3 separate regions of the Mus musculus genome follow, and regions 1 and 3 are each linked to region 2. A link is a loop called in an ENCODE intact Hi-C map of the cell type or tissue named here. Cell type or tissue: left cerebral cortex. All regions are shown on one strand.

The links. A loop is a pair of places that touch in the nucleus more often than their neighbours do. Peaks named below come from ENCODE experiments on the same cell type or tissue, not always from the same donor. Only the 100,000 strongest peaks of a DNase experiment are listed, where the experiment ranks them.
Region 1: a loop joins it to region 2, with 8 times the contacts of the local background. A loop is called at or near these places in 2 of 42 quality-filtered maps.
Region 3: it touches region 2 in a loop (8-fold over the local background); 2 of 42 quality-filtered maps call a loop at or near these places.

What each region holds. Positions count from the first base shown.
Region 1 is chr9:115,934,668-115,942,667 of GRCm38, forward strand. It overlaps Gadl1 (glutamate decarboxylase-like 1), which reads left to right. Exons shown (of 15, transcript NM_028638.1): 2 at 2,475-2,647; 3 at 6,607-6,733. The coding sequence starts at 2,495. Among named protein-coding and RNA genes, the nearest start is that of Gadl1, 29 kb to the left of the region's middle. In left cerebral cortex, a CTCF peak has its summit at 3,461 (motif pointing right); DNase peaks (open chromatin) are centred at 2,804, 4,998, 6,203 and 7,921; H3K27ac peaks cover 2,242 bases.
Region 2 is chr9:115,334,867-115,342,866 of GRCm38, forward strand. 4930428G15Rik (RIKEN cDNA 4930428G15 gene) reads left to right here and starts at 1,295. Exons shown (of 3, transcript NR_040730.1): 1 at 1,295-1,406; 2 at 4,397-5,044; 3 at 7,012-7,058. In left cerebral cortex, no CTCF peak of the experiment used is centred here; DNase peaks (open chromatin) are centred at 3,648, 4,150, 4,850 and 5,610.
Region 3 is chr9:115,961,895-115,969,894 of GRCm38, forward strand. Gadl1 (glutamate decarboxylase-like 1) reads left to right here. Exons shown (of 15, transcript NM_028638.1): 10 at 3,711-3,775; 11 at 4,348-4,429. The region is part of intron 1 of Gm31234 (a long non-coding RNA gene); the gene reads right to left. Among named protein-coding and RNA genes, the nearest start is that of Gm31234, 12 kb to the right of the region's middle. In left cerebral cortex, no CTCF peak of the experiment used is centred here; DNase peaks (open chromatin) are centred at 3,367, 4,399, 5,069, 5,412 and 3 more places; H3K27ac peaks cover 2,105 bases.

The DNA of each region.
Region 1 (8,000 bases), 600 kb after region 2:
ACTTCGGATGTAAAATGAACATGAAGGGTGAAATGTTTGTATTACTTCTTCATCCTTAAGAAGATCAGAGGTGGGAGGGCTGGAGAGATGGCTCAGTGCTTAAGGGCAAGGGTTGCTCTTAAAGAGGATCCGAGTTCAGTTCTTAGCACCACATGGCAGCTCACAACCACCTGGCTTCGAATGAATCCAAGCAAAATATCCATTTACATAAAATAAAAATAAATAGTCCTTTAAGTTAAAAATGATTTGCAGGGGAAATATGGTTAAATTATAAGATGATGTGTGCTCATGCAATGGATTTGAGCTTGTTTCTAAAGCGCCCTCTCTCTCTCTCTCTCTCTCCTTTCCCTAAACCTCTCCTTCCTTCCCTTTCTCCTCTTTCTTTCCTTCTGTGCTGGATAGTTTTACGTCAGCTTGACACAGGCTAGAGTCACTGGAGAGAAGGGAGCCTCAATTCCCTGTAGACAAGCCTGTCAGGAATTGTTTTAAATTAGTGATTGATGGGGGAGGGCCCAGCGCATTGTGGGTGGTACCATGTCTGGGCTGGTGGTCCTGGGCTCTATAAGAAAGCAGGCTGAGCAAGCCAGTAAGCAACGCTCCTCTATGGCCTCCAAATCAGCTCCTCCTTCCAGTCCCTGCCCTAACCACTCTCAGTGTTGAACTGTTTGTGGGGTTGAAGTGAAACAAACCCTCCCCTCCCCATGCTGCTTTGGTCATGGTGCTTCAACACAGCAATAGTAACCCTGACTAAGACACTTTCCTCCTCCTCCTTTTCCTCCCCCTCCTCCTCCCCCTTCCCCTCCTCCTCCCCTTCCCCTCCCTCCCTCCCTCCCTCCCTCCCTCCCTCCCTCCCTCTCTTTCCTCAATACATAGTCCTATTCTGTAGCCCTGGCTGGTTGGGAACTCATGAAGTAGCTCAGGCTGGCCTCAAAGTCCCGGACCTTCCCCCCCCCCCCCCCCCGCTTCAGTTTCCCAAGTGTATGAGCCACCATGCATGGTTTCTATGAGTCTTTTTTGCATATGTGTTGGGTAATGTTTTGGGGGGCGAGTCAGATGGGCCACAAGGCCCTGTGGCACTCCCCTATGGTGAGCAAAAACACTTTTGGAAAGTAAAGGAACTCTCTTCCCTGAAGACATTGAAATTTAGCTCCTGGGGAAACAGCCCACAACCCACCTGCCCTTGAAGGATGAGGGGACCTCCATTTAGAGAAACATGCTGATGGAGCCTGTCCTTGATGAAGGTGGTGACCAGCTCTCTGCCTTTGAAGATTTCAGTGTTTACTTTCTTGAGGATGCCTGGATGACCCTTCGGGCTTCTGTGATTCAGAGACATCAAATATGAGATGGGGTTTTATAGAATTCTATTTGGTATTCCAATTTCAAAGCACAGCCTTGCTTTCTTGGGAAAGCCATGTGTATGTGGCTGGGTGCCCTTTTATTTACCCCTGCAGTGTTGCTTCCTGGGGCCAAAGGATGCTGAGTTTACACAAGGCTTGGGGCTTGTGCCCCTGTTACATGATCTCTCTGCTTAATAAGACAGGTTCGGAAAGTTTAAACAAATATATGCTTTATATGTTCAGGGATGAGGACTGGGTGTGTAGCTCCATTGGTAGAGTGGTTGTCTGAGCATGCACAGACCCCAGGTTCCATCTCCAACCAGCATCAACTAGGCATGGTGGTGTGCACTCCAGTCTTAGCACAGAAAGGTAGACACAGGGGGATCCAAAGTTACCTTCAAAACAAGCAAGCAAGCAAGCAAGCAAGCAAGCAAGCAAACAGAACTCAAGAGGATGATTAAGCACAAAATTATCTACAGCTGGGTTTGAAGCACTGTTTCCTCTTCTCTCTCTCCAAACGGCCAACTCTCTCCTCCATTCCTTTTCTGCTGTGGAGGGAGCAGGGGTGTGTCTCAGGGAAGGATCATGTGCCAATCATTTGTACCCCTGTGAGAATGTCACTAAGAGTCTCACTGTCTTTGAGAGCATTGTTCTGTAAGACATCTCTCTGCTCCAGAAGGCATTGTATTTGAACTTCGCCATTGAGCACAGGCACTGTGCACACTGGCAACCTTTTGGGGTCAGACTTAGCATAGTACTGAAGGACTGGCTCTCTACTCCATGGACTCTCACTGCCCAATAGGAAGAAGTACGCACTGTAAGATGGCTTCACCTATCCTGTGAACTGTGAGCTTTGTAGGACTTCTTACATTGAGCAACTGTGAGCATCCCTACTACACAGGGTACCATCACCTGTGAAGAGAAGACATGCGCGTGACAGGGAGACTGACAGGAACAGATAGGGGCAAGGAAGGGAGGGCAGGGGTCTGAGGGGAAGTGTGCTCGACATACAATACAGGCATAGGGGAGAACTTGAAGTAAGTATGTAAGTGAAAATAAACCATTTGTGAAGTCTTTGGTTTCTTAGTGTTTCATTGTGTGAGCTCTCAAACCTCCTCTCTCTGTGTGCCCTCCTAGGAGACAGTGGCCAGAAGGAGATGACCCCTGGTAAGAAGATCCCCATCTTTGTGGATGGGGTTGTACTTAATGGACCTCAAACAGATGTGAAAGCTGGAGAAAAATTTGTTGAAGAAGCCTGTAGGCTCATAATGGAAGAGGTGGTTTTGAAAGCTACGGACGTCAATGAAAAGGTAAAAAGAAAACACATAGGGAATGACAGGAAAGGTTGTCCTCTGGCCTTTATTCACACAAGCAGGCATGTGAACACACACACACACACACACACACTCCGTAATCACATGAGCCCACAAACAGCAGACATGTTATTGTTCCTGTTTTAGAAAGGAGGGAGAAAGCGAAGGCCCCGTATCTCACCCACATCACATGCTAGCACATTTATCTGGAGCTAAATGAAAGTGGCATGGCTTCAGCATTCATATTCCTAACTTCTCCATACACCCCGGGAACAAGAGCTGCATTGACTCTTATCATCGCAGTCACTCCATCTGTTGAAATTGAATTACCGGCAAATGGACACATAGAAGAGATCTCCCCACTCCTAATTGTATTAGTAGCAAATAGATGCCATTTATAACTGAGTTCAAAGATGATAGCGTTTATTCTGAGATGTAGGTCACTAATTAGAAAACTAATAGACCAGATTGTCATGATCTCTGAACGTAGTCAGAAATAGTCAGGCTCAGGACAGAACTGATTGTGGAGGCTTTTATTCATTCTCACATTTATAATTTAGTATCAGACTTCTCTGCGCATCCCTGAAATACTTTGAATCTTGTTTGGTTAGCCTCACAGTTCCCTGACAGCAACTTTTGGGTTTTATTATTTATTATGCCTTAAAAGATAGATTTACTCTTTGTGAGTTTCAAACGCGTATATGAACTTTTTGAAATATGCAGTTATTATATTTTTAGTACATATGCATGTGTACAAGTGCTTGCCTGCGTGGATGTCTGTGCACCATGTGTATGCAATACCTCCAGAGGCCAGAAGGGGGTGTCAGAATCACCGGAGCTGAAGTTATAGACTGCTGTGAATGGCCATGTGGATGCTGGAAATAAAACTCAAGTTTTCTGGAAGAGCGATCAGTGCTCCTAAGCATGGGGCCATCTCTCCAGCCCCTTTGCAATGTATTCTGAGCCTACCCACCTCACTCTTTCCTCCAGCTCCTGACAGAATGAGCCCCATGCCCACTCTCAGTTGCATGTCTTCCTCCTGCTGCTGCTGCAGCTCCTCCTCTTTCTCCTCCTCCTCCCTCACCTCCTCCTCCTATTCCCCTTCTTCTTCATTTCTTTTATGAGCCTCCCATCCTCCTTCTGTGTGTAGGATTGGCCGTCCACTGCAGCACAGACACTCTGTCAGGATCCACACCCCACAGAGAGACTGAATCTCCTTCATCATCCATCAGCTGTCAATATTTTCTCTGCTAGGGGTAGAGTCTCAGGAGACCCATCCCAATCATTACTGAAATGCTGATTTTATTTGTTTTTTTGGTTTTTTTTTTTTTTTTTTTTAGATAAGATCTATGGAGCCCAGGCTGGCCTGAAATTGGTCTCCCTTTCTTTAGCCTCTTGAATTAGAGGGGTGAGCCAACATGTCTGGCTAAGTTGCATTTTTTTTTAAAGCTATACTCTCTTTTTCAGTAATTAAATATTAACTGAATGCTGGCTACTCGAAAGGCATTAAATTGGGCCCTCGAGGAAATAAAGAAACATGAGATGAAGGCCCAGTTTCAAAATGACTTTATAATCCAACTAGAATGGTAAATTTTCATTTGGAAAGAGAATAGGGGTCCCGGTGAGCGGGCAGTGAGTTTGGGGCAGACCTTTAGAAGGTTCACTTCCCACAGGAGCTGTGCCCCTGACATAGAGTGTAAGGGGAACATGGGTTTTAGGAAGGCTGAGGGAAGTTGCACAGCTGCTTTTATTGCTCAGGACAGTAAAGAAAGCTGGCAAACACTGCAGAAGGGCAAGAGGCGCTCAGAGCAAGGGCTTCCTCTTATAGAAGAGCTTGAGAAAGACAGATGACACAGGAGACCCATGGGAGAGACTCAGTGGTCCAACTCAAGAATCACACACACACACACACACACACACACACACACACACACACACACACACACACAGAGAGAGAGAGAGAGAGAGAGAGAGAGAGAGAGAGATATCAGTTCCATCCCCCAGATTCCCCTGTGTTCCCTACAGCCTGTTCATTCAGTGTTCTTTCTGCCTCTACAGCTCTTGGGCCTGGTAAATTGTGCAGATGATTGTCTGTCTTAAGCAGCCTCTGAGACAGTTTTCCCTCATCAGTGTTCCCTTGAGACTCCTGTGGGCAGCTGTATGTGCCCATGCCATTCTTGTGGGTAGTCTTGGGCACGTTTGACTCACCTCTGTCTGGCAGGCAGGCATCATGAGAGTTGGATTCCACACCTCTCACACAGCTAGAAAGCTCTTCCGGCTTCTTCCACTTCCCACCGCCCTGGCTTCTAGCCTGCTTCTATTCCCTGGTCTCTCACCTCAGCCTCCCCTCCCCTCCTCTCCACCACCAAGCTTTATAAAGATGTCTGCAGCCCTCCCTCTCTTTCTTCACCTCCTACCTCTCCAATCTACCCCAATCTCACCTCCACCCCCACCTCTCTAGTCACATTGCCAGTGCCAAGAACACCTCCATGGTGATGAATTCAGTGAGGGCTTGTTGGTCCTTCACTTGGCTGCGCAGCATCATTTGGCAGCATAGTCTTCTTTGGATGCTCTTTATTCTTGGTTTGAGCCCCATCAAACCGTGCTAGAAGGTCTCCCTTCTTCCCTCGTTGTCATCCTCCCTATCAGAGGTCATCCCTGCCATGATATTCTGTAAGTGCCGTCCGATGTCATCCAGGGATCCCTGTGGCTTCTTTCTGAGCCGTGAGCACCTTCCCCTGGGGTGTCCTCCTAGGAAGCCTAGAGTTCTATTTCTGATCCTTCCCAAGAGCTTGATAAAGCCCACCTTGATCTACCCCTCTCTATTCACTCATTCGCTTGCTCCACACATCTCCGCTGAGCCTCCACTTAAGTCTGATGTTCCTGCTTTTTCCCAAACACACCCTTCCATAACCCCTTCACCACCGTTGAACTTGACCCAGTCCCTTCTTTACTGAGGAGCTCTGAAATCACGATGATCAGTCTCCATGGATTAATGAGCTTCATCTCAGCCCTGTGGTGGTGACTGTGTAGGATGTAATGGGTGAGTGGCTAGCTTGGTGATGCCTGCTATGGGAAACAGAGAGCAGAAGGAAGTAGAGAGGGTTGCCATGCCTGGGTCATGGGCAGCTGGGGATGTTAACTGACAGAAGTGTCAATGAATGATAATGGAAACATTTCAGCAAACATATACAAAAGGAAGAGCGCGTTATTAAATAGGTGGTGAGAGAGGGACATTCCAGGCAGAGGACGCAACATGTGGAGACCCCAGCAGTGTGTGCAAACTTGGTATGTCTGAGGAAGAGAGAGGCTAGTTAGCCAGGAGGTAGGCGTGCCAGAGACGAAACGCAGGCAGAGAAGCAGCACACACAGGATGAGTTTATGTCTCCATACTTTCTTCTACGTTGATCTTGATGAAGCTGAGGAGTAGGTGAAGGTGTTTGAGCAGAAATAGGTGGTAATGGTTTGAGGGAGAGAGGCCTGCTCTGGCAGCCGGGCTGACAGACAGACTGTGTAGGGAAGGAAGGGAGGATGCTCTGGGACACTGTCTCCCTTTCTGGGATGCTTTTCTCTTCCCTCTGACTTACGCTGTGGTCCGAGCACACTTCCATGACATCTTAGATGCTGCAGGCGGCCTGATCTTCCAGCCCGTGTCATTCCTGCCTAGAGTATTCTGTGAGTCATAATCCATCTCAGCCTGCCTCACTCTGTCCTGACATTTGTCACCAGTCTCATGTTGGTTCTCCTAGGAGGTCTGAATGAACCACTCTGGTCCCTGCTGGATCCACACTCCTCCCACAGCTCCGTTAGAGATGGGCTGCAGCCCCGAGAATTAAATTCACGTGTCCTCTGCTCTTTCAGAATTACCCGGGGACAGAGTTCTGGCTTCTCCAGTTCCCCCCATCCTGGGCTCCCCTGGGAACATGGTTAACTGTGAGCTATCACTCAATTTCCAGGTATGTGAGTGGCAGCCCCCTGAGCAGCTGAGGCAGCTCCTTGACCTGGAGATGAGGGACACAGGCGAGTCACAGGACAAGCTGCTGAAACTCTGCCAAGACGTCATCCACTTCAGCGTCAAAACCAGTAAGGCCTTGTCATGTCCCTGACCTAGCCTGCCGTTCACCTCTTAGTAAACACGAGGGTTCCAGTGTGTAAAGCACAGGACACACGGGTCAAACAAACTGTGGCTCTGATGCAGAATTCTGCATGGGTCCCTTTCATCCCTAACGCAGGTTTGTTTTCAAGGCCAAACAATTGTCAAGGAATCAGATAATGCGTGAGCCCTGGGATCCCTGTCTTTTCCTTCCCGATCTTCGTCCTCCATTCGTAGCCAAGATTTCCACTGTAGTTCCTCTGTATTAGTTAGTAAACTGTCATGTTATTTTGATTATGTGACTGTTATGGGACTTAAAAATGTGTCCGTGGCCCAGAGTATGCCAAAAGGATGAGGGAGCGGGGAAGGAGGAGAAGGAGGAGGAGGGGGGAGTAGGAGGAAGAGGAGGATGAGGAGGGAGGAGGAAGCAGATGGGGGAGGAGGAGGAAGAGGAGAAGGAGAAAGAAGAAGTGAAGAAAGGAAGGAAGGAAGAAAAAGTTCAGGAATAGATTTATTTAGAGGATACTGGTTTACTCTTGGCAATTTCAAATTACCAACTCACTTAGTCAAATGTGTCAGAATCAAAATAAAAAATTAGAATCTTTAGGTAGATATAAGAGAAATAGAAGGCCTGCAGATATAGCTCAGTTGGTTGAGTGGTTGCCTAATATGCACAAAGCCTTGGGTTCTATTCCTGTCACTAAATAAACCAGGCATGGTGGCTCGTACCTATAATCCCAGCACTCAGGAGATGGAGGCAGGAAGATCAGGAGTTCAAGGTCACCCTCTGCTACATAGTGAGTTCAAGGCCATCTGGATATTTGAGACTCATGAAAAACAAACAAAAACCCAAACCAGTAAATGTTAGGTCTTGATGCGATTTTCACACGAATGCCATCACTATTGTGGCTTTCAGTAAACAGTAAACAGTGGTGCTGTACCACCTGCTTGATTGCTACCATAGGACAAATACCCACGGAAGATGTTTCAAAGCGGGAGGTGGGGCTGGTTTTCTGAAATATGCACACTTTCCAGTCCTGAGAAGGTAATCCAGTGTCTTAATCTACACAGGCATTATGTTCTGTGAATTCTGACACTGAACTAAATTTAGTGGAAAGAACACCATAAAATCCCGACTAAAAATAATTGGATTAAGTTCCCTTGGGAAAGCCTGGCGCATATATCTAAAACCCAGTCAGAATCTCCTAAGCAGAGGCACCTCCTTCATTATTACAGTGCCTGTCAGAAGTCGGGAGT
Region 2 (8,000 bases):
GTCTCCAGCACCCTCAGAAAATCTCATTGTGATTGTTATAGAACCACTTAGCTATTCCCTGAGAAAAACTGTTTCCCAACAGCAAAAAAATATCATTTCAGTTGTAAAATTTGGACAGAGGAACCCTGGGTCACAAAGGCAGGAGGCAGGAGGCAGGAGGCAGGAGCAATACAAGTCTCAAACCACTACAGGAGCAGGACTCAAAAGTGGTAAGTCCTTGAAAGTGGTTTAGCTTGGGTGGGGCGTCTTTACTGGCCAATAGAATGTGTGCACATATATGTGCATGTTTGTATGAGTGTGTGTGTGTGTGTGTGTGTGTGTGTGTGTGTGTGTGTGTGCTTGTTATAAAATGGAAAGCAGAAATGTATTTGGGAGGTTAAATGCAAATTCAATATCTGTAATGTCTCTTCAGGACCATGCACATGATACAACATTCTAAGACACAGACTTTTATTTTCACCAATCAAGAGAGAAAGGCCAAGGGCTGGTGAGATGCCTCCATGGGTAGAAGACCCTGCCACCAAGCTGGAAGCCCTGAGCTTGATTCCCAGAACCCATTTGGGAGAAGGAGAGAACCCACTCTTCAAGGTTGCCCTCTGATCTACATATTTAACCTGTGGTGCCCTTGTGCACACAAAACAAAACAAATAATAGAATTTTTTTTTTTTGGTCTTCTTCTTTGTTTTGTTTTTTGAGATAGGGCTTCTCTGTGTGACAGCCCTGGGTCCTGAAATTCCCTTTGTAGCCCAGGCTGGCCTTAAACTCAGAGAGATCCACTTGCTTCTGCCTCCCAAGTACTGGTAAGAAAGGCACATGCCACCAATACTAGGCACATTAAAATTTTTAAGGAGGTAAAACTAAGACTAAGAATAGAGATTTTGTCTAATATGCTATTGTTTGTTGTTTCCCAATGTGGAGGGACTACATTTGCTCTCACCCAGAACTTGCTACCCTCTCTGGGATAGGGAGTGTTCATTTGAAATAGAAGAAGCTCACTACCCCTCATCTCCTTCAGCTGGATGGACCTGGAAACAGCAAGCCAGCATCTGGACCAACTTGAATAGCATCTGGCACACCCAGCACTCCCATAAATGGACTCTACTACATTTCAACACGAGAACCTCACCAAATAATATAGAATCTAATTTAAATGTGCCAACATACCTGAAAATGAGCTTTAACATTAAATATATAATTGGTGATTGATGTGAGAGGCCCAGCCTATTGTGGGCGGGGCCACCCCAGGGCTGGTGGTCAAGGGTTCTATAAGAAAGCAGGTTGAGCAAACCACAGGGAACAAGCCAGCAAGCAACATCCCTCCATCTGCATCAGCTCCTGCCTCCAGGTTCCTGCGGTGTTGGAGTTCCTGTCCAGACTTCTTCGATGATGGACTACGATGTGACAGTGTAAGTCAAGCAAACCCTCTCCTCCTCAACTATTTTTGGTTGTGGTGCTTCATATAGCAACAGAAACCCTAACCAGACAGAAGCTGGCCCCAGGAGAGTGAGGTGTTGCTGTGACAGACCTGACCGTGCTTTGGAGAGGATTGTGGAAGGACTTTGGAACCTTGGACTGGAAAAGCCAGTGGGTGTTGAGAGCTTGGTGGGCTGTACTGTAGGAGCTTGGACGATCAGAGAGCTGAGAGCAGGGCAGACGATGGAGGCCTGGCTTTAGAAGTTTCAGAGGGAGGCAAAGGCTCTGCCAGGCCATTTGTGTGAAGACTTTGTGGTTCTGGTCAGCTGGAGCTGAAGAATCAGCCGTGATCAACAAGAGACCGGAATCACCACAGTGAAACTAAGACATCAAGTTCTGTTCTCCGCACTGTGGCTGAGGATACAGCCAGTCTACCCTGCTCTCTCCTATGGGGCTATATTAGGCGTCTTTGTGCCCTGTTTCCTTTCATTCTAAAGGACAGGAACTGCGGGCACTCTGTAGAGCTCCTTTTTGGATTAATAGAATTTTTTAGTCTATTTTATGACCTCTCTAGTGAAATCCAGAGGCTGGCATTCTCAGTCCTGCCCAGTCTAAATCTATTGCCCGGTCTTTCCTGAGGGCTTCTTGAAATTTCTGTGCCTTTCAGAGACCCCTGTATGAAGATAGCTTGGCCGCTACCCTCCTCCTCACCCTCCTCTTTCTCACCCCACCCCCCTTTCTCAGTGGTGACTTTTATGACATTAACTGTGTCCCTGGCAACTGAGGCCTAATGGATTTCTTTGTGTTGATCTGAGAACCACAGTAATAGGTTTCATTTACAAGTGTTCCAAATAATTGGTCAGCAGGACAGAATTTAACATTTCTTTGAAGTAGCTTTGCTAATAGTATCCATTTGCCCAGTTCTTTCCATTTTCTAGGTCTTTCCTCTGAAACACAAGATACAGATCTTAGGACTTTCTATCAGCTTCTGCTTCTTAAGCCACCCTGCCTTTCTGTGTCTGTTTACCTCAATAAAGGGAAGAGGTAGGAGTGGAATGTCTAGAGACAACAGCTGCCCCTGAGCTGTGTGAGCCGAGATTGTGTCACAGTAACACACGACCAGTGTATTGATGGATGCTCAAGGCGCTCCTTTCCTTCCAGCGCCTCTCAAGACTGGGGGCTGCTGCCCAGGTCAAAGTCCAGGCTAGGGTCCTTAAGATTAGCATCAACTCACTATCTCAACAGCATGATAGCCACAGCCAAGGACCCGCCCAGATTCAATACTGACCAGCAGCACCCCAAGGCTGTATGCTGCAGATGCTAGGAAGACAAAGTCCAGGGGGGCGGAGAAATTTGTCTCATCTACACTTCTTAGTTAAGTTTCCTTAGCCCAGCTCTAGGATGCCACTCAAGCCCCCCAAAGGCATTATAAACGGCTGTTACCATCTTCAGGCAATTATTCCAAGGGGTACCTCAGAGACTCTTAAACACAAGGTCAGATTCAGCAACTGTCCAGACATTCAGCAAGTCTTTGGATTTATGATGAGAGTGGCTTGTCTCCCTGAGACTGTCACAAAGTCAAGCTTCACATCTGTGTGTTTGGATGGACCCGGCAGAGGACAACTTTGGGTGTCGATCCTCAGTCACCATCCACCTTGTGCTTAGAGACAGGATCTCTCCCTGGCCTGGAGCTTGAGGAATAGGCTAGGCTGGTTGGCCAGGAAACCCAGGAATCTGTGTGGCTTTACCTCCCTGATGCTGGGATGCAGGCACCTAACACCACGCCCAAGAGTTTTATGTGGGTCCTGGGGGTCAAACTCAGCTGAGGAGTCTCCCTCAGCTGTCTCCTTTTAGAGTTTAAACAAGGTCCTGACACTTCCAGCTGTCACTGTAGAGCCCAGGTGTGTTCTAGCTCTCACAGTTCGCATCAGGGACAGAATGAGATGGCACATGGCTGTGTGCCTTCTCTCACAGGAGACTTTGACTTCTTTGGGAAGGAAATGGGAGTCCTGAGGGTAAGTGTGGGACCGGTGGTCCCTTGTTGGGTCTGGGGATTTGAACTTGCAGGAGAACTAAGCGAGCTCCTCTATTAGGCTGCCATCTGTGGGCTAGAGACGTGACATGCACGTCTCAAGTCCTCTGCTCCCAGAGGTGGTCCAACTGGGAAAGATGAAACATAGTTGCTGCAGAACACAATCTTGTTAAATCGAATCCATCTCAACTTGCTTGGTATGGATGGGACCTCAGGAACAGACTCTATGGGGGCTTGGTGACATTAATGTGTATAATATTTTGGTTAGCATAGATTTCACTTTGAATCTTGGAGGCAATTTTCCTCTTATATAAGATGGATAATTTCTTTTCTTAGGTACTCATTGCCCTATAAGAAAAAAAAAAGATGACAAGGGAAAAAATTTAAAAAAAAAGTGTATCACATTTGTGATCCAGACATGGGTGCTAATTTCTAGGCTATTTAAAATCAGGATGGGTTATTCAGACTAAATTAGGCAGTACATAATTTTTTAGTACAGGGAAGTATACGGTTGTCTTAAGACAGTGGTAAAAATGGTTTGAATCCTAAGTATTGCAAGGATGGCTTTAGGCCAGGGCTCCCTTTTCATCCAAGTGGAGTAGCAGATGCCACGAAAGCCCCCTTGCCCCTCCCCCGCATCATTCATCCCAGGTGGCCCCTGGCACCTCGGCAGAATCTGTGATTTTCTTCCTCCACTGTGAAGACTGCCTGGGAGTGTGCTTATGCTGGGCCTATGTGACAAAGCTGCCCTCATTCCTGGGATTTAACACCCCAGGCAGGAAGTGAAGAATAAACGCCCACAGTTTCTGGCACCCAGGAGATGTGCTCCACTCTCCGGTCTACAGCAGGTCCACAGAGGAAGCCTTGCTAATTAACACCTCTTTTTCCTCTCCTGTTCTTCCCTCCTCTCTCTCTCTCTCTATCTCTCTCTCTCTCATTACTTCTGCCTAGATTGTCTTCCAAATAAAATAATTGCACTCAAATTCTCATAAGGGACAAGTTGTGGAGAGATCTCCTGTAGGACAATGGGAGGTAATCAGTGCAGAACGAAAAGAATGAATAAGCTCATGCTAGTCGGAAGTTCGGGAGAGGATCATCTGGACTATCTTCGTCTTCAGATGATAAGCTGTGAGAACTGACCGTTTCTAAACAGCTCTTCGAACACAATCATCTACACGTGCTGGAAAAAAGGCTCGGAATATTTGATAATGCCGGCAAGTCTAAGTTCACACTACTTACGGTATACTGCCGAAACAGAGAGACATAATAATTGCCAAGGAGCAAAGACCGCGTACCTTCCGTGTATGGAAGTGCATGTGCAACATGCATGCAGTATACACACCAGCGTGTGTGCATGTAGAGGCCAGAGGTTGACACGGGGTGTCTTGCCCACTATTTTTGTCAGATGAAGTCTTCCACCGATCCTGATGCTCACAGCTTGACAGCTGACTGTCCAGCAAACTCCTCAGATCCTCCTAGCTCTGTGTTCCAGAACTTGGATTATGGGTCCACAGCCTCATCTGGTTTTCGTTTGTTTTTGTTGGTTCTGGGAATTTGAACTCGGATCCTTATGCCTGTGCAGCAAGCACTTATTTGGGGGTAAGTGACTGGGAAGGTAGCTTGGTGGGTATAGGGCTTGCTCTGGAAGCCTGAGGACCCATGTCTGTACAATCTACATAAAAAGCCAGAGGCAGAAGTGCACATCTGTAATTCCAGGGCTCTTATGGGGAGATGGGGGAAGAGGAGTCTTAGAGGCTGGTAAGCTAGCTAGCTTGGTGTATGCAGTGGCAAACAGCACAAGGCCCTGTGTCTCAATGTAGAGGATGATGACAGACCCTTGAGGTTACCCTGTCCACACACATGGCACAGATACACCCGGTTACACCCGGACTTATATTCATACTTCATAATGCCCAGTGCGACATTTTCTGTTTGTCTCTCTGTCTCTCTCTGTCTCTCTCTGTCTCTCTCTGTCTCTCTCTCACACACACACACTCACCTGTGTTGTACAATGACACAGTTTGGCCACACGCCCATTGGGAGTATATAATGCATTCATCCACACAGCTCAGTGTTACCATTTGCCAATGGCTAAAGACCTTAGCGGGCCTCCTTGGGAAGAGTCCAATCTAAACAGCGGCTTCATGCTGCTCAGTGGAGGAAATGGCGACAAAACATCTCTAGCATGAATTCCTTTGCTTTAACACTTGCCCTTTATCCCTTGACTCCTCGTGCAGCCAGGGTCTGACCAGATGAATAGTGCTTTCTGTATACATTGTTGCAAAATTCTTTTGTTCTCTTTAACTCACTTCCAGCGGCCTTGCTGTGGGATATAGTGAAGCGTCAAGCAGTTAGCACCAGGCAGTTTCTTCATCAAGCCGATGTTAGGGAAATAAACAGACTTGCTCCAAAATTCGCTGGGAACTATCCCTCACTGTCCTGGAATCCATTTAATCACACGAAGATTGTGTCATATATCTCTTAGGAAGAAAAGTTGCCGTCTCAAAAGTTAAAATTTTCTAGGCTGTACACAGGAGGCCAAAATGCATGATTACTCTCGGAGATCAAAGCAAGCTGGCTTCATTTACAAATACCCAGCTTTGTTCTGAAGCCCTGGTGTGCAGAGGTAGCATATCTCAACAAAACAAGGGAGAGCAGTTTCTCAAATTATCACGTTTTATCCTTCAAGACATATTCTTTATTCATTTTTGAAATTGTCATCCTAACCACATTTACACACCACTTGCAAATAAGCTAATGGTATAGGAGGTGGCAATGCAGAGGCAGTACAATTATCTCTTAATTACACACAGCAGGCTTCCAGTGTGAGTCTCCCTTCTGAGGACACTTAACAAGGAACAACAGAAGTCAGGCCTCGCAGTCACACATCCCATGCGAGCTTCCTGGGTGACAGGTTCACTCTGAGATGCCCTGTGGCAAGGATGGAGAAGAAGCTATCTTGGGGAAGAGTCTTACCTACCCACCACCCATCTTCAGAACATCTATTAAATCTGATTATTCTGTGTAGAGAGAAGGAAGTTGAGCAACCAAGGAAACAAAACTGATGCACAAATCAAGTGATTTCCACGAAGCCCTGGCTCTTCAGTGCATGAAATAAGGAAATGTCTCACCTCACATTGGGCTACTCAGAACTGTTTTATATCTTCTGTGAGAAAGAATCAATACATCCTTGGTATTGTAAGATCATATATTTTGTAGGAGAAATGGTCAAAGACCAGAAATATGCCAAACAACTTCATCTTCTGAAAGATTAATTTAATTGGGAAAAAAAATCTATCAATTAATTAGCCCATAAAAGTTTATGGCTTGCTGATTAGTTGACGGTGCCATCCACAGCGAGGTTAATAAAATTTTGCCTGTATTACATGCTTTTTCACACGTTCTGTGAAGCTGCTGGAGGGAGTCCCATCCAGACGTGTGCGGATGGCGTGAATGTGAAAATGGGTGGCGTGCCTAGGGGTGATAATGACTACCACGTGTGGATAAACTGCCTGTCAGACAACAAAGGATGTTCACAAGCTTTCTCTCTTTTTGATTCTTCCTAGGACCCTGTGAAATGGATAGAGAGAATATTAACTCCTTTCTACAAGTGAGAATGTCTCTTGATTTGGGTTTAGAGACGTCCAATATCTTTGGCAAACTATATAGCCAGTGCATACCCACCATTACACTTCTGCTGGCAGGAGGAGGGAATGAAAGGGGCCAAACGGAAGCGAGATGAGCCATACCCAAGAAGAGCCACCACGCCCCTGCAGCTAGCTCTCCTTCAGACGACACACCTAAAACTTCCAATCATTTTAATATTTATATTACTTAGCACATGCGTGTGGTGCATGGGCGTGTGTGTGTGTGTGTTTGTGTGTGTGCAGTGTGTGAGTATGGGTGTGCACACGCATGCAAGGATACACTCATGTGGAGATGGGAGGTTGGGGTTTGATGTCTCTTCTAATATTCTTTGCTTTATGTTTTAAGTTAGGGTCTCCCACAGAACCCAGAGCTTGCTGTTTCGGCAAGGTTAGCTAGCCAGCCGTCTCCTGGCAACCACTTGTTGACACCCAATGGTTCTGGGATTGCAGTGCACACTGCTGCACTTGGCTTTTATGTAGATGCTGGGGATCCAAGCTCAGGTCCGTGATGCTTAGATAGAAGGCACATTACCCATGCCATCTCTCCAGCCTATTTCTATATATACTCAGCCCGTATTGTTGTTCTCCTTTTTGCTAGATCAGCAGGCTCAAGCCAGCCACTTGCTGGGTTCATTAGCAGTTCATTTCTTCAAGCTCCACCAAGTCAGATTCCTTGAGGGTCCTTAAGGATGTCTGTCGCAAGGTCCGCCCTTGAGTTTTTGGAGCTCCTGGATGAGACCTTGACCTCCACTAGGACATTTGCTTTGTCTTTTTCACTTTTGTTATCCCAGCCCGATGAAGCAAGAGATTCCAATCAATAAAATTGTTTGGCAAATTAAGAGAATATAGTTGTTGTTGGTTATTCTCAAGACTCTTCTGAATTTTACATTTTTCAATGTAAAACAAGT
Region 3 (8,000 bases), 630 kb after region 2:
CTTCTTTTCTTTCCCTTCTTCCCTCTTCCTTGCCTCCTTTCCCTCCCTTCTTCCCTTCTCTTTCTTTATTCTCCCTCTCCCCCCTCTCTCTTTTCTTTTCCTCCCTGGCTCCCTTCCTCACTCTTCCCTTCCGCATTCCTTTCTTTTATATGAATCCAGACATTTGTGGGTTTGAATATACCTTAGAGAAGGAATGGCTGAATATGTTCAGGAGGCTTTCGTGTGTCTTCCCAGGCAGGAGAGTAGCCAAGATCTTTCTGATCAGAAGAGATATGTAATAACTCACTGAATGGAAGATGGCCAAGCGTTAAGGACATACACCACATATATTTTATAGTTCAGTGCATTTTATTCTTCTGAAGTGAATTGTCTACAGAATGATCTAGGGAGATCACTTGAGTCCTTTAAGGTTTCACTAAGTAGATGGTAATGTTGGGTGAACCAGACACAGGCTCACTGGAGTCACAGGGCTGATTAACACGCCAATAGCAATACTTCAGGTGATTCTTTGTGACTTCGTTAAATGGAGCTTGCATATTCTTATCTGCTCGATTTTTAACTTACACCTTATTGATTTTTATCGCCTTAGAAATGTGGTGATACTTAATGTCCTAAGAGATAATGTGCAGTGAGTACTTTAGTTAACCATGGAAATAAGGAGAAACAATCAAATATGCCAACATTCTCCTTAAATATTCTACTCTCATAAGAGAAACATCAATAGGGGTTACAGGTTTACGTGGAACATTGTAGCTACAGAAGCTTTGAAATTGGAAATGATCTAAAGAGATTTATGTGGCTTAGACAGAATTTGTAATTTATAGATGGTAAGAAAAAGATCTTTTTTTAAATTAAAGGTTAAAATTTGAAGAAAATTCTTTACTGAGAAAATAAGCTACACTAACTGAGTGTATTTGCACATTGTAGGCATCCAACTGATTGTACTTGCACATAGTAGGCATGTTATGTGAGTAAATTTGACAACAGCCTCTCTGAATTTGTTTGAAGAAGCAAACACGGCCTAACATTAAGACAGTTTTTATTCATCCTGCACAGTGGCATGTATCTAATCCATTGGACAATTTGATTACGATAGAATATAACTTACATTTAGGAAATTCCATATACTATGCACAGTCCATTAATGTTAAAGGTAAGATCTTGGCAGAATCACAATAGTTGCTCTGACTTCTTATACATTTCTAAGGACATTAACTCCTTTTCCGGTTTTGTGATATCTTGTCCCATCCCCCGTGAGAATGAATGTGTGGACTCCTCCAGGGCTGGCCACCTTTTGGGAGCAGAGGCTGGTTCCCAGAGATCTCCCTCTTCCCCTCTAGTTGTCACAATTCTCATAGGAGCTTTGGGATAAGCATTCTATCTATGTCTATTTTATTTTTTAAGTAGGGTGTCAAGAACTTGCTATATAGCCAAAGATGACCTTAAAAATCCTTCATCCTCTTGCCCTCATCTCCCAGGTGCTGAGATTACAGGTCTATGCTATCACTCTGTACTTATTGATCTCAGACCTTTGTGAATGGCAGACAAACACTCTACTAACCAAGCTATGTCTGCAGCCCCCATTGTCTTTAAACTCATGAGCTTGGGAGTATTCGGAATCTTGGCTCTACTCTTGCCCTCACCTGTATTTCAAGGCTAACTCTATTAACGTATGAGCAGGCAATCAGAGAGCAAGATCTTGTGATGCTTAACACGTACTAAGACCTCAGTGATGGTCCTTAGGGAGGGAGAAAGTCAAGTCATCCCACCAGACAGTGATTAGTTTGATGTTGTAAATTCTAGAGTTGGGAACTGAGGAAGGGAGATAACTAGAAGCAGGACTGTGGCATCAGCAGGGTTAATTTATTTTTTTCTCTGTTTAAATCTATTAAGAAATATATTTGTCCATGGATGTTCCCTACTCTGCCCAATGACTCCGTGAACCAAAAGAAGAGTTCTTGTGATTTTAAACTTAAATCTGGCTCAGAAGGATTAATTTAGGGGGTGAGGAAGAGTCAGGGGTTGTACAAGGGACCAGGGACAGCAAAATGTAGGGAACGAGACTGCAGGAGAGTGGAAATGGGCATGACCGATTTGTACTGTTTACTTCCAGCCTCAGTGAAATTGGGTCTTTGCGAGGCCTGTGGGATGTGGCAGCATTGAGAAAGTGAAGGTAGAAAGGACTACATGACAAGTCCAGTGTATTAATTCTTTACCTGGGGGGTTGGGCAATCACGAAAAGCACACGTCATGGAGTCTTCAGGGATTTTGTTGAATCAGGGCTGCAACTGAAAGGATCCCACCGAGGGTTCAGGGTCTGAACCTTGAAGATAGGTTCACTTTAAGGTTTGCACAGAAGTCTGACCCTGGAGTAAGTTCTTCCTTGAGCTTCTACCGCATGGCTCACAATCCTCACCCTTGCCCCAGCCATGAATGGAAGTTACTCTTAGAAGGGATTTAATGCCATAGCATGGTTGGTGCTATACTCTCTTGGCTACCAATGGGCAGCTCCAGTAGTTCTCTGAGAGCTGTAAGAGTGTGTCATTTCCTCCCTCTTCTACCTCTAGATCGCACATACTCCTGCTGCTTCTTAATATACTTTAGCATCTATCTACCTTTGACCTTACCATTGAAAGGCAATAGTGTCTACCTGCTAGGCAACTCTAGGACTCAACTGTTGCCTGAAGCATCCCCATCCTTCCTCAGATCGCCAGGTGATGCTCTCTCATTGGCTAAATGATCCCTCTGACTAACCCACAATAGTATCAGGTAAAGAGAATGGGCTTGGGATCCTCAATCTGGTTTCAGTTACCCATGATACCCCAGAGTATCTACCTGGTACTTCTGAGCCTTAGTTTCCTGCAGAAGTGGAGATAGCCATAACTCCATCCTTCACAGAACGCTGTGGAATTTCATGGGGGGGGGGGTGGAATCTCAGAGCATTCAGCAGGGTACAAGGTTCAGATGTGCTCAGAGTCTCTCCCTGCATCTGCCCTTCGTTATAGATTAAAACTCACAGTTCTGCACCATGTTCAAGAACAGGTTAACTATCATGTCCTCCCATTTGTATTGCTCCTCCTTTCCTTCCCACCCCCCTTCCTATGAGACTTTCCATCCATGTTCTTTACCTCTGTCCTGTTCTTTGGTACTTGGGATGTCATCTCTCCACTAGACCACCCCCTTAACTTCCAAGCTCCCTCGCTTTTATTCTCCTACACTTTGCTTGCAAGTATTTCTGAAAACTGCTTGGCCAAAAAGATCTAATTTTCCCTAGAGGATAATTTTCCACCTACCCAACCCCCGGTGACCTTCTAGCTACTTTGCCGTCAATGTCCTCATTCATGGCACAGAATACCAACCTTTGGTTCATGACTCATAGTACATAGTGTGCAGCAACACTAAGAAGACGCCATCTGTTCCAGACCCAAAGCATCGGGAGGGCACGGGCTGCCTCTTTGTAACTTATTTTTGTCCATACAAAGCTCAATTGGCTATTAATAGACCCATTTCGTTATGATGTGTGGTTTTTACATCTATGAGTTAATGAGGACTCTACTGGGGTTCGTATTGCCTGATCAGACTCCCCAGAATTCGAATCAGTAAACATGATATCAAATGTACCAAATGACATGTGTGGGTCTGCTATGGCAGTTCATGGGTAGGGCAATTACACTGAAGTAACTGTCTTGGGTATATAAATATCTCCACAGGCCTCTTGGGGCGGCTCAGCTTTGGTGTCAAGAAAGCACCGCCGGCTCCTGCATGGCATCCACAGGTAAATTTAGGCTCCTGTTTTGCACCTTGGCTTTTATTTCGGGAAAAGCAACTGTTGGGATGTCTCTATCTGAGTGGAATTTAGAAAACATGGCTGGGGGAGTAACTCAGTCAATTAGGTCCTTACCAAAGGACCCAAGTCTGTCCCCCCAGAATCCATGTGAAAAATTGCCATATGTGGTAGTAGACACATGTAATCTAGTGTTGGAGAAGCAGACATAGGCTGATCCCACAGACTCACTGCTCTGCCATCCAAGGCTAATCAGCCTGCTCTGGCCACCAAGAGACTGTCTCAAAACACCAAAAAGGTGGATGGCATCCTGAGGAATGATGCTGAAATTTGATCTCTGGCTTCTACACACACACACACACACACACACACACACACACACACACACACACACTACAGAAACCATGTTTTTCTCAAACAAAATGTTCTCTACATTGTTCCCATCCCTTAGATGAGGAATCCCATGGACTGATAATGTATATAGGAGACCTCAGTAGTATTTCCCATCTCCCTACAGCAGCTAGCCAGGCCCCTCTCTGATCTCTTTTTCTTTGACACTACAGGGCTGACTCAGTGGCCTGGAACCCACACAAGATGCTGATGGCGGGAATCCAGTGCTCTGCTCTACTTGTCAAGGACAAATCTGTGAGTTTTCCTGTGTTTTACAGCAATAGAATGCGCTCAGTCTCCAAATTTGTAGGAGCTCCATGGTTGCTCATTCGTTGATGTCTTGAATGAAGTGTAGATGATCCCCAGGAAATGGCCATGAACTTGAAACAAAAGATAAATAGACTCAGAGAAAGAACTTGCGCTTCTCTAGTGGCCTTGTGGATTTGATTGAGGCATTATATAATTTTATCTATTAGAGAAAAATATGTTCTCTTATACCCTCATTTGGATTATACATTAAACTTGGCTTTAAATCTCAACCCCCCCCCCCCCCATTGACTGAGTCTGGAATTTAAGTCATGTCAAAAATTCTGCACACTGGGAATGTGGAACAGATGTGTGTCACACATTACCTCAGACACGTAATACCCTTACGGGGACTTAGTTGTGTGTTTCTATGGGAGGGCATTAGTTAAGGGCTGGTCTCCGAGTGCAGGCTTGCTGGGGTTGGCTTTCTCAAGCTCTTTCTGGAGTATGAGGGAGAGTTGAGCGCTACTCTGATGACTGAAGCAAGTGGGACAAGGGTTGCTGAGCTGCTGAGCTCTCTTGGCCAGACTCATGAAAGACATGCTTCGTGTGGGTTAAATAAGGATCCTGTGGGAAGTGGCCCAGGCTGAGAAGTGCCACCTCATTCTTAGAAATGCCTCCTCAGGATCTGCCTTCAGCATGTGGGTGATCTTTCCCAGCCATCTGTTTACATCAGAGGGGACTCCCTTTGCCAACGTGAAAGTCATTTCGTTATTTTTTTTAAAGGAGTTTTATTGCAAATGAAAAACATATTTAAAACTTGAAGTTTTACTCTTACATGTGAAGATATTTAAATGGCCTTTCTTTCTTTCTTTTTTAACAAATAAATGTGATATTTCATGTTGGCACCCTGTGTGTTTTGACACGGCCAAAGAGTGTCCATCCAAAATTAAGAAAGGTTTTGCATCCCCAGCAGTAGCTACTTTCAGGGATATGGTCTGCCTCCAAATGTTTTGTTAGGTTGGTTCTAGTTGACTGTTCACAGGTTGGTTATGGTTGACCGTCTTCACAGTCTGGTTAGAGTTGACTGTCTTCACAGGTTGATAAGAGTTGACTGTCTTCACAGGTTGATAAGAGTTGACTGTCTTCCCAGGTCCATTAGAATTAAGTGTCTTCACAGCCTGATCAGAGTTGACTGTTTTATGGGTTGGTTACAGTCAACTGTAGTCACAAGTTAGCTATAGGTGACTGTCTTCACAGATTGATTAGACTCGACAGTGTTCCCAGCTGGTTATAGGTAACTATCTTAATTACCACTTGACCCTTTTGGTTTAAATTTTTTTAAAACCGCGAGTTGGTTGTATTTATAACTGGAGGTAGTTTAAGATTATCATGCCATTTTGAGTCAAAGAACACACTCAAGTTACTCACAGATGCATAGTTAGGACAGGATAGAAATAGGTGTAAACCCAACTTCCTTTTGGACTCAATTCAGGGACAGAAACAGCCCAGATGCACACTGTGCGCCAGGCACTTGGCATTTTCCTTCTCCCCTCCTCATCCGACCTGAATGACAAACTATCTGTTGGAGTGATGTTCTTAGAAATGGAAAATTTAGACAGAAAGTTCTGAGTACTCTTTATATAACTCCCTCGCTGCTCTGTTCTATCTTCTTCTCTGATCACATTTGAATGACCTATCAAAGAATTGGCTCACATTTACATAAGTAGGCAATTATACTTCTGAATCATACACCTCATTAGTAAGGGTTACATTTTCATGTTTTGAAAATGAATTCTTTCCTAAATTGCAGTTATAACAATGGTCCCTGTTCCCATGGCATGATTAAGAGGCTAACAGAGTTGCATTCGCTGTGCAAGGAACTGAGCAACCGAAGCAATGTTTTCTTGAGGAAAAACTCATTTTTTACTTAAGTGGATTAGAAAGCTCAGCCATGAGATGGGAGAAACGTCAATCACTTGCAGAAGTTTTTTCGTTGAGAGTATCTGTCTCATTTACCCCTGCTTTCTCTGTGTTATTCTGCTTTATGTTCATTCAGTTAGCCTCTCAGTCAACGGATTTGCCTGACCCAGATAGGCCCTACACTGCTTATCCTAGGAGTTGGGCAGTGCATAAGAGACATTTCCCACAGTCAGAGAGTTTATCAGTTCATAGAGAAAATGACAACAGAACAGACATCAGATCAGATGTCACAAAGATGACATCACTTCTTTGTGTGATGTGTGCTTCTGCACATACATGTGTGCAAATGTGCTCAACATGAGATAGCACAAGACAGGTTGACACTGGGATGTCTTCTTCAACCACTTCTCAACTTTATTGTTTGATATAGTGTCTCTCACTAAACCAGACTTTACTGTTTCTGTCACACTTGCTGGCTTTGAGTCCCCAAGGTCCACAGGACCCTTCCCCAGTGCCAGGAATACAGATGTGCACCACTGTGCCATGCTTTTGTGTGGATGCTGGAGACTTGAACTTAGGTCCTCAGACTTGGGCATCAAGTGCTTTAACCACTGAGCCCTCTCACCAGCCTTACCTATTTGACCCTGTGCTTGGTCTTTTGATAGGCGCATTGAAGAACATCAAGATGCCTTGGTTCTAAGTGAGGTAGCTGTTACATTCTTCTTCTCTTCTTATCATCCCCAGTATCCACCAAACAGCTTCCTTTTTGATCTGCATGTCATAGATCTGGCCAGATGTTTGATGCAGTGCAGTTAAAAAAAGGCTTTGAGTTTCTGATCAGGACGATACTCATGAGATGAAAATTCTCCCCTCCTTTCTTACTTGTATGCAGTGGTAATAGAACCAGAAAGGTGGATGTCTGGCAGTCACCTTGTGAACATAAGACAGTGAGTGACCTTAGATTAAACCACCAACATGTCCATAGTGTCAACAAAGAAAGGAGAAAGCCTTTCTCTGGGGTAATAACTTTGAATCGTTGTGACAAGTCTGAAAACACCTGCTTTTAGACTCCGTGACAGGATTCAAGTGACAAATGTCCTTGTGGCTGGAACTATCTCCATTGGGTAAGCTGTGTGTACAGCAGAATACACTCCCCTCTGAAACAGAGACGAATATAAGATGGAGAAATCACAGTAGGGAGATGCGGTACCCCAGGTGCAAAGAACAATATGTGCAGATTTTCTAAGAAAAGAAAGTCCTTGTTAACTTTCAAAAGCTGGAAGGAGTTTGTTGGGGCTGACAGAAGCACGGATGATCTTGTTAAAATGAGCAGGAAATGGGATGGAAAGTTTAGGCTGTGGGCAGACCACACCACAATTTAGAGATCATCCTAACGATTTCCGACTTGATCTTTAGAGAGGGAAAAACATTAAAATTAGACAGTATTGGGACTGGAGAGGCAGCTTGGCATTTCAGAGCACTACTGCTCCTCCAGAGGGCCTGGGGATAGATCCCAGCAGCCACATGATGGTTCATAACTGTCCATAGCTCTAGTTCCAGAGGATCCTAGCTCCTCTTTTTGCCTCCTTTGGCAGCAGGCAGGCATGTGGTGTTCATACACACATGCATGCATGCAAAACAGCTATATACATAAAGT